2 separate regions of the Mus musculus genome follow, and region 2 is linked to region 1. The links are chromatin loops, found by intact Hi-C in ENCODE. Cell type or tissue: heart. All regions are shown on one strand. Links, peaks and the distances in the headings refer to the core of each region. The heading gives the core; the rest is flanking DNA. Region 1 overlaps Sh2d4b (SH2 domain containing 4B). Region 2 overlaps Gm31839 (a long non-coding RNA gene).

Region 1 (2,921 bases), core at 307-2,806:
TAAGTCATGACATTGGTATCTAGTTCTCTCATTATGAATTGATTATAAACAGCTCCATTTTGAGGCATGACAGCCAAAGACTGTCCTAAGGGCCATGAGAAACTCACTAGCTAGACATACTATGACACCCATCTCATCTAGTCTTGAATAACATCTAAATATCAGCAGACTGTAACAGAGAATATAAAGGTTCAAGATTTCCCAAGGGCATGGAAATGGTGAGGGTAAAGTCCAGACTTGGACTTGGGTCTTCAGACCTCCTCAGTCCTCCAAGGGTTCTTTGCTCTCTACACTGTGTTAACTCATAAAGGACAGAAATGCTAGAAAACACAATAAAAGAGAAATTAGGGTAGACTGCATTGAGGCACTGAAGAAGAAGTGTGACTTGATAGCTTGGTAGATTGTATGTAAACAGCAAGGGGGAACATTTGCAAGGTGTTAACAGGAAAACATGCGTTGAAAGAGTAACAAAGTCTATTCATGGGCCACTCATATAAATGTAATGTTAAGGAAGTGGACAAAGGTTCAGAGACATGGAGGACAAAACAGAAACTCTGACAACTGTATATTCTAATCCTGAAAAGGAAGCAAGAAGAGAAGGGAGGGCAAATAGAGGGAGGTCTTAAAACCGAGTGGTTGAGAATCATCAAAGGCATGTGTTAACGTTGTACAGAGATACTTAATATTCCCTTTGCCAACCAGGGAGTACAGGCAGATTTCTAATAAAGATCAAACAGGGTAACTTCTCAGTTGCAGTAACAGAAGCCATAGGAAATTAGATTAATATAGTCAGTGTGCTAAGAGCAAAACAACTACATTTAATAAGACAATCTTTCAAGGAGATGGGTACAATAAAGTCATCCTCAGAAAAGTAATTTGAGGAAGTTAATTAATAAAGGATATATTTCAGAAAAAAAAAGAAAGAAACTATTCCCTGGCAGAGAATGTGAGAATCCAGAAGGAATCGTGAGTACATGTTGTAGGTCAGTATAAAAACAAACAAACAAACAAAACTAATATCACAGCACAATGAGAACAGACAAGAGTTTTTTAAGATCAATTATAATAGATAATGAACATTCAGTACCTATACACAATGGAATTTTATTCAGCTGTAAAAGAAAATGAAATGATGGAATTTGCAGCAAGATGGATGGTTGGGAAATAAGTGGAGTAACCCAGACTCAGAAAGACAAACGTGTTTTTCCCACTCAAGTATGTATTCTAGCATCAAATCTTTATACATGTGTGTTTAATTTGGAGTACCTACAGAATCCAGAACTAGAAATGAGCCATTCCTGCAGAGGGGGTTGAAATATATTAAGGGAGGAGGTATCCTATTTTGGTTTCTATTTTTCTGATAAACAAAAACAATTTGAGAAGGAAGGTTTCATTGGATTACAGTTGTGGTACATCACTGAGGGAAGTCAGGATAGGAAGGAGCTCAAGGCAGGAATTAGAGGCAGAATCTGAGCAAAGGCTTGGTCCCTGTGATTTGCCCAGCCTTCCTTCTTAGATCACCAAGAACCACCTAAATGTGAGGAGCAATGCCTGCAGAGAACTGGGCCTTGTTTTACATATCTGCTTACAGGCAAACCAATGGAATCATTTCCTCAACTGAGAGTCTTCCTCCCAAATAGCTTCAGCTTGTGTCACGTTCAAGGCAAAGAACTAACCAGGACAGGGCAAGAGCAGAAATCAAAAGATAATGGAAGCAGAAAATGAATGAGGAAAAGAATTCAACAAAGTATGAAAGGCAAGATTAACTGAAGAGTAAACACACTGAGACTCCTTTTATGTCACAGAACTAACGAAGTGCTGAGAAATTAACAGATAAGCAACAAGTGGAAGAAAAGATAGATAAAGCATTTGGAATCAGGATCCCACCTGGTGGAAGAGAGGGGTCTGCACTTGCACAGCACACAGAGCTCCTCAAGATTGTTGCTGTGCCCACTCAACCTTTTCTTCTTGACCTCAGTGCCCTCAGTGGGCATCTCTACTTGACCTTGTACTTTCTAGCTCTCAGTATGGTAAGTAAATAAATGTATACTCCTTATAGATTACCCAGACTCAGATAGCTGTTATAGCCATCCAAATAGACTATGACAACTTGCAGTTACAAACAATGATGGGAACAAGACACTAACACAAGACCTTCATGGCATAAAAGCCTACAGAGGACGACAGAAACAGACAGATGGATCTAAGGATGCTCCTTAAGGATGCTCTCTAAGGATTAGAAAGCAAGAGGCTGACTCAACGAAACTGGAGGGCTAACCATGACTACAAGAAGCTAAAGTGAGACTACCCATGGCCACCTTCACTAAGAACGGAATCAAAACTCAGCACGATACAGACATATTCTAGGTCAGCAGAGAGTAGAACTACTAGGACGTGCGGCCTTGTTGGAATAGGTGTGGTCTTGTTGGAGGAAGTGTGTCTCTAGGGGTGGGCTTTGAGGTCTCAAATGCTTAAGCTGAATCCAGTGTTTCTCTGTTCCTGCCACCCATGGATCTCTCAGTTATTCTCCAGCTTGATGTCCACCATGACAGCAATGGACTAAAAGTCTGAACTCTAAGTCAGCCCCAGTTAAATAATTTCCTTTATTAGAGTTGCTGTAGTCATGGTGTCTCTTAGCAGCAATAGAACACTGACTAGGACTCCAGCCATCTCAGGAAGCCAGCCTCTATGTCTGCAAACACTGCATACATTCAGAAGAGAAAGTTCTGTGGAGTTGGAAATACTTCCCCTGGAAAAGGTCAGAAGAATTAATTTTACATAAAAACTTAGTCACAGAGAAGCAAGAAGGTCAAATCACATTACCGTGAGAGGAAAGTAGTGACCAGAAGTTCTCCCCTGTAGGTGACACATGCATATGTCACCCACATGTATGCACAGTTTGCCCTCTATATACCTGCAGG
Region 2 (2,921 bases), core at 269-2,768, 150 kb after region 1:
TATTTGCTGGCCTATAGTACATAGCAGAGGAATGGGTCATTAGTTTTATAAACACATGGCACAAAATTGGGAGAGTAGAGGAAACTGGGGAATTAAAGGGGAAAGTTGGGGATGGATATAATCAAAATACCTTGTATGAAATTCTCAAAGAATTCTAAACTTATAGAAGAGAAAAGAGAAATGAAATTATCAAATTTGCAGCTAAACGGATGGGGCTGGAAAGAGTCATCCTGAGTGAGGGAACTTGGATGCAGAAAGACAAAATATTACATGTTTGTGATATGAATGCAGACCTTGAATTTTTTAATATGTGTGTTTCATTTGGAATAATCTCAGAGATCAGGAAGCTAGTAAGGGGTCATAGGGTGTCTTTCAGGGGACACGAGACAGCATGCAGTGATATAACAGGGAAAATGTGAATCATGGAACAGGAAAGGTTTAATGGAGTCAAGGTGGGCGTCAGGGTAGAGGAGGGCATTCAGAGACAGTTAATTAATATTAAGTACATTTCAATATGGAAACCTACTACTGGAGAAGCATCCTAAAATATATACATATACATAAATAAGAAGATTGAATAGAGTTACCCTGTGACAGGACATTCAGTGATTGACTTTAAGAACTGTTGTTTGAGTTTAGTGGCTTGAATTTCATAAAAGGAATCATTAGATGGGTTTTGGCTTGTGTCTAGGACAGTATTTTCAGCAACTGCTCAAATGGCCCTCAGCATTGATGACTATAAAGTAACAATGTGGATCAGCTTTGAAAAGCATCAAAGATGTTCACTGTCCTACAGCCAAGATTTAGAACTTTACATAAAAACAAACCAGCATACCATCCCATCAGTGCTCTAGTTGCTCTTCAGAATGTAGTAATAGTGTTTACATGCACCCTTGGGTGCTGGTGTGGTGGTGAGAGGACAATGTTAGGAGCTGATCTTTTGTTTGTTTGTTTTTTGTTTTTCTAGAGGAGCTGATTTTTAACTCACCCCCTCCCCGCCCCCACAGGCCCGTGTCTTTCTTGTTCCTACCATACTTCATCCTCCAGACTAGCTGACCCATGAGCTCTGAAGGGTCTCCAGATTCCCATCTCCCATCTTGCTATACCAGTGCTGGGTTAAGATGTTCATTATTGTATCCGGCTTTTTATATGGGTTCTTGGGATCAAACTCAAGTCATCAGGGTTGTATGGAAAACACTTTTGCCTAGTAAACCATTGAGCCAGCTACCAATTTTGGTTTTTTATGCGGCAATTTACCTGGGGTCTTGTAAAATAGTTCCAGTAAAAGGCTACAAATGTAGAGAAGCAGCCCTGACACTGAAGAACATGGACAGTCTAAGTGGGTGGGGCTTAGCTGTACCCAGTAGAGGGCAGTGATGGACAACACATGGGTATATCTATCCGGCCTGTCTCTCCTGCTCCTAGGATTGCTAATGGCAAGGCATAACAAAGCCTATTCAGCACTGTGCATACCAGCACTGTAAGCAGATTTGGTGAGTCCGTTGATACAATCTTGCAATGATTATGCTGTTATTTTCAACATTTAAAGGTGCTTGGGACATTTATAAGACTCTAAGTCATTACCGGGCAGATGATTGCATTTCATGTTTAAGAGGTTGGGGATATCTATTGAGTTAAAAGTATAAAATCCTGATTTATTAATTGTAGAAGTAATTTGTGGATATCTAGAGGGCTGTGAACTGTTTCTTTTTTCTCTCATTGGAGGTTAGACAAAATGTGGAGGTAGCGAGTCACTCGGTGTGCACAGAACCCCATGGACACCCTTTGAGGATGCTGGAAGACTGACTGAGGAGAAGAGCATCATTTCTATGATCTCTCCACAACCCAGTGGGGCAGGGTATCAGATGTCCTCTTGCACAAGGGCCTCCTAGGCCCCACCCATACACCCCAGAAGTTTGCCTCAAGGTTCCCTTGATCCACAAAAGCTGGAAAAGGAACAAAAGTCAGATAAGGAGAGTCTGGCCTCTGCCTGGCAGAGACTTAAAAGACTCCCAGCTCAAAGGGCAAGTGGTGCCCTTTGCCTTAGGAGCTGTCTGTGCCTCAGTTTCCACACCCTCTCTCAGTGCCCCTGCCCTGCCTGAAGAACTGCAGCATTCCCCACCTCTATTCTGCTCGAGCTGCATGTGTGGCAGGCACCTGGAAGCAGAACCAGCCTCCTGTCTCTCTAATGAGTTAAAGCTAAGCATGGTCTGGAAGAGTGGCCAGGGCCAGCTGGATCTGCCAGCTCAGGAAGCCTGGCTCTCCCAGGCCCTTATCTGGATTTGTGTTCTTTTCCAGCCCTCTGCTCATGCTGCCCACAGGGTTTTTCAGGCTCCTCAAACCATATGGATTTTCCAGTTCATGTGGCCTGTGTTTCACACCACATCTATCTATAACCCTCTTTGAGGGGGCTGAAGGAAAACAAGCAAATTCCTCATCAGTGAACCAGGCAGCAGGTTTACTAAGCACATAATTTGCTAGTATTTGCTTTGTTCAAAATGTGTGGCTAGTTAATACATCCATATGGAAAAAGTTATAAATGTACAAAAGCATATTAAGTGAAACATTCTTCTCCCACCCATGTCCCCAACTACTACAGCCTTGTCCTGGAGACAAATGCTATTACCAGGTTTTCATGTATTTTTTTTTCTGTGCATATATCAGGGCATACACAGTTGGTTTCACTTGAAATTCATTCTTTGGGGAGGAAGAAGGGGGAGAAGAGATAAGTTATAACCACTGAAGTATACAAGGCCAAAGCCATTTATGAGAAAGGCTACATTTCTGGGCTTGGGTGTGAAGCTTAGACACACTGGTACCAGAAAGAGATTAACAGAAATAGGACAAAAGAAGGAAGAGACGAGAAGAGGAAAGAAGGAAGGATAGATTTTCTTGCTATTCTTGCAGTTAACTTTGCCCTT

Evidence for each region. A loop is a pair of places that touch in the nucleus more often than their neighbours do. Peaks named below come from ENCODE experiments on the same cell type or tissue, not always from the same donor. Only the 100,000 strongest peaks of a DNase experiment are listed, where the experiment ranks them.
Region 2: a loop joins it to region 1, with 1.9 times the contacts of the local background. A loop is called at or near these places in 4 of 42 quality-filtered maps.

What each region holds. Positions count from the first base shown.
Region 1 is chr14:40,823,203-40,826,123 of GRCm38, forward strand. The region is part of intron 6 of Sh2d4b (SH2 domain containing 4B); the gene reads right to left. Among named protein-coding and RNA genes, the nearest start is that of Sh2d4b, 69 kb to the right of the region's middle. In heart, for the core only: no CTCF peak of the experiment used is centred there; no DNase peak of the experiment used is centred there.
Region 2 is chr14:40,977,809-40,980,729 of GRCm38, forward strand. Gm31839 (a long non-coding RNA gene) reads left to right here. Exons shown (of 3, transcript XR_874532.1): 3 at 1,731-2,921. Among named protein-coding and RNA genes, the nearest start is that of Gm31839, 4.9 kb to the left of the region's middle. In heart, for the core only: a CTCF peak has its summit at 1,360 (motif pointing right); a DNase peak (open chromatin) is centred at 1,373; H3K27ac peaks cover 597 bases.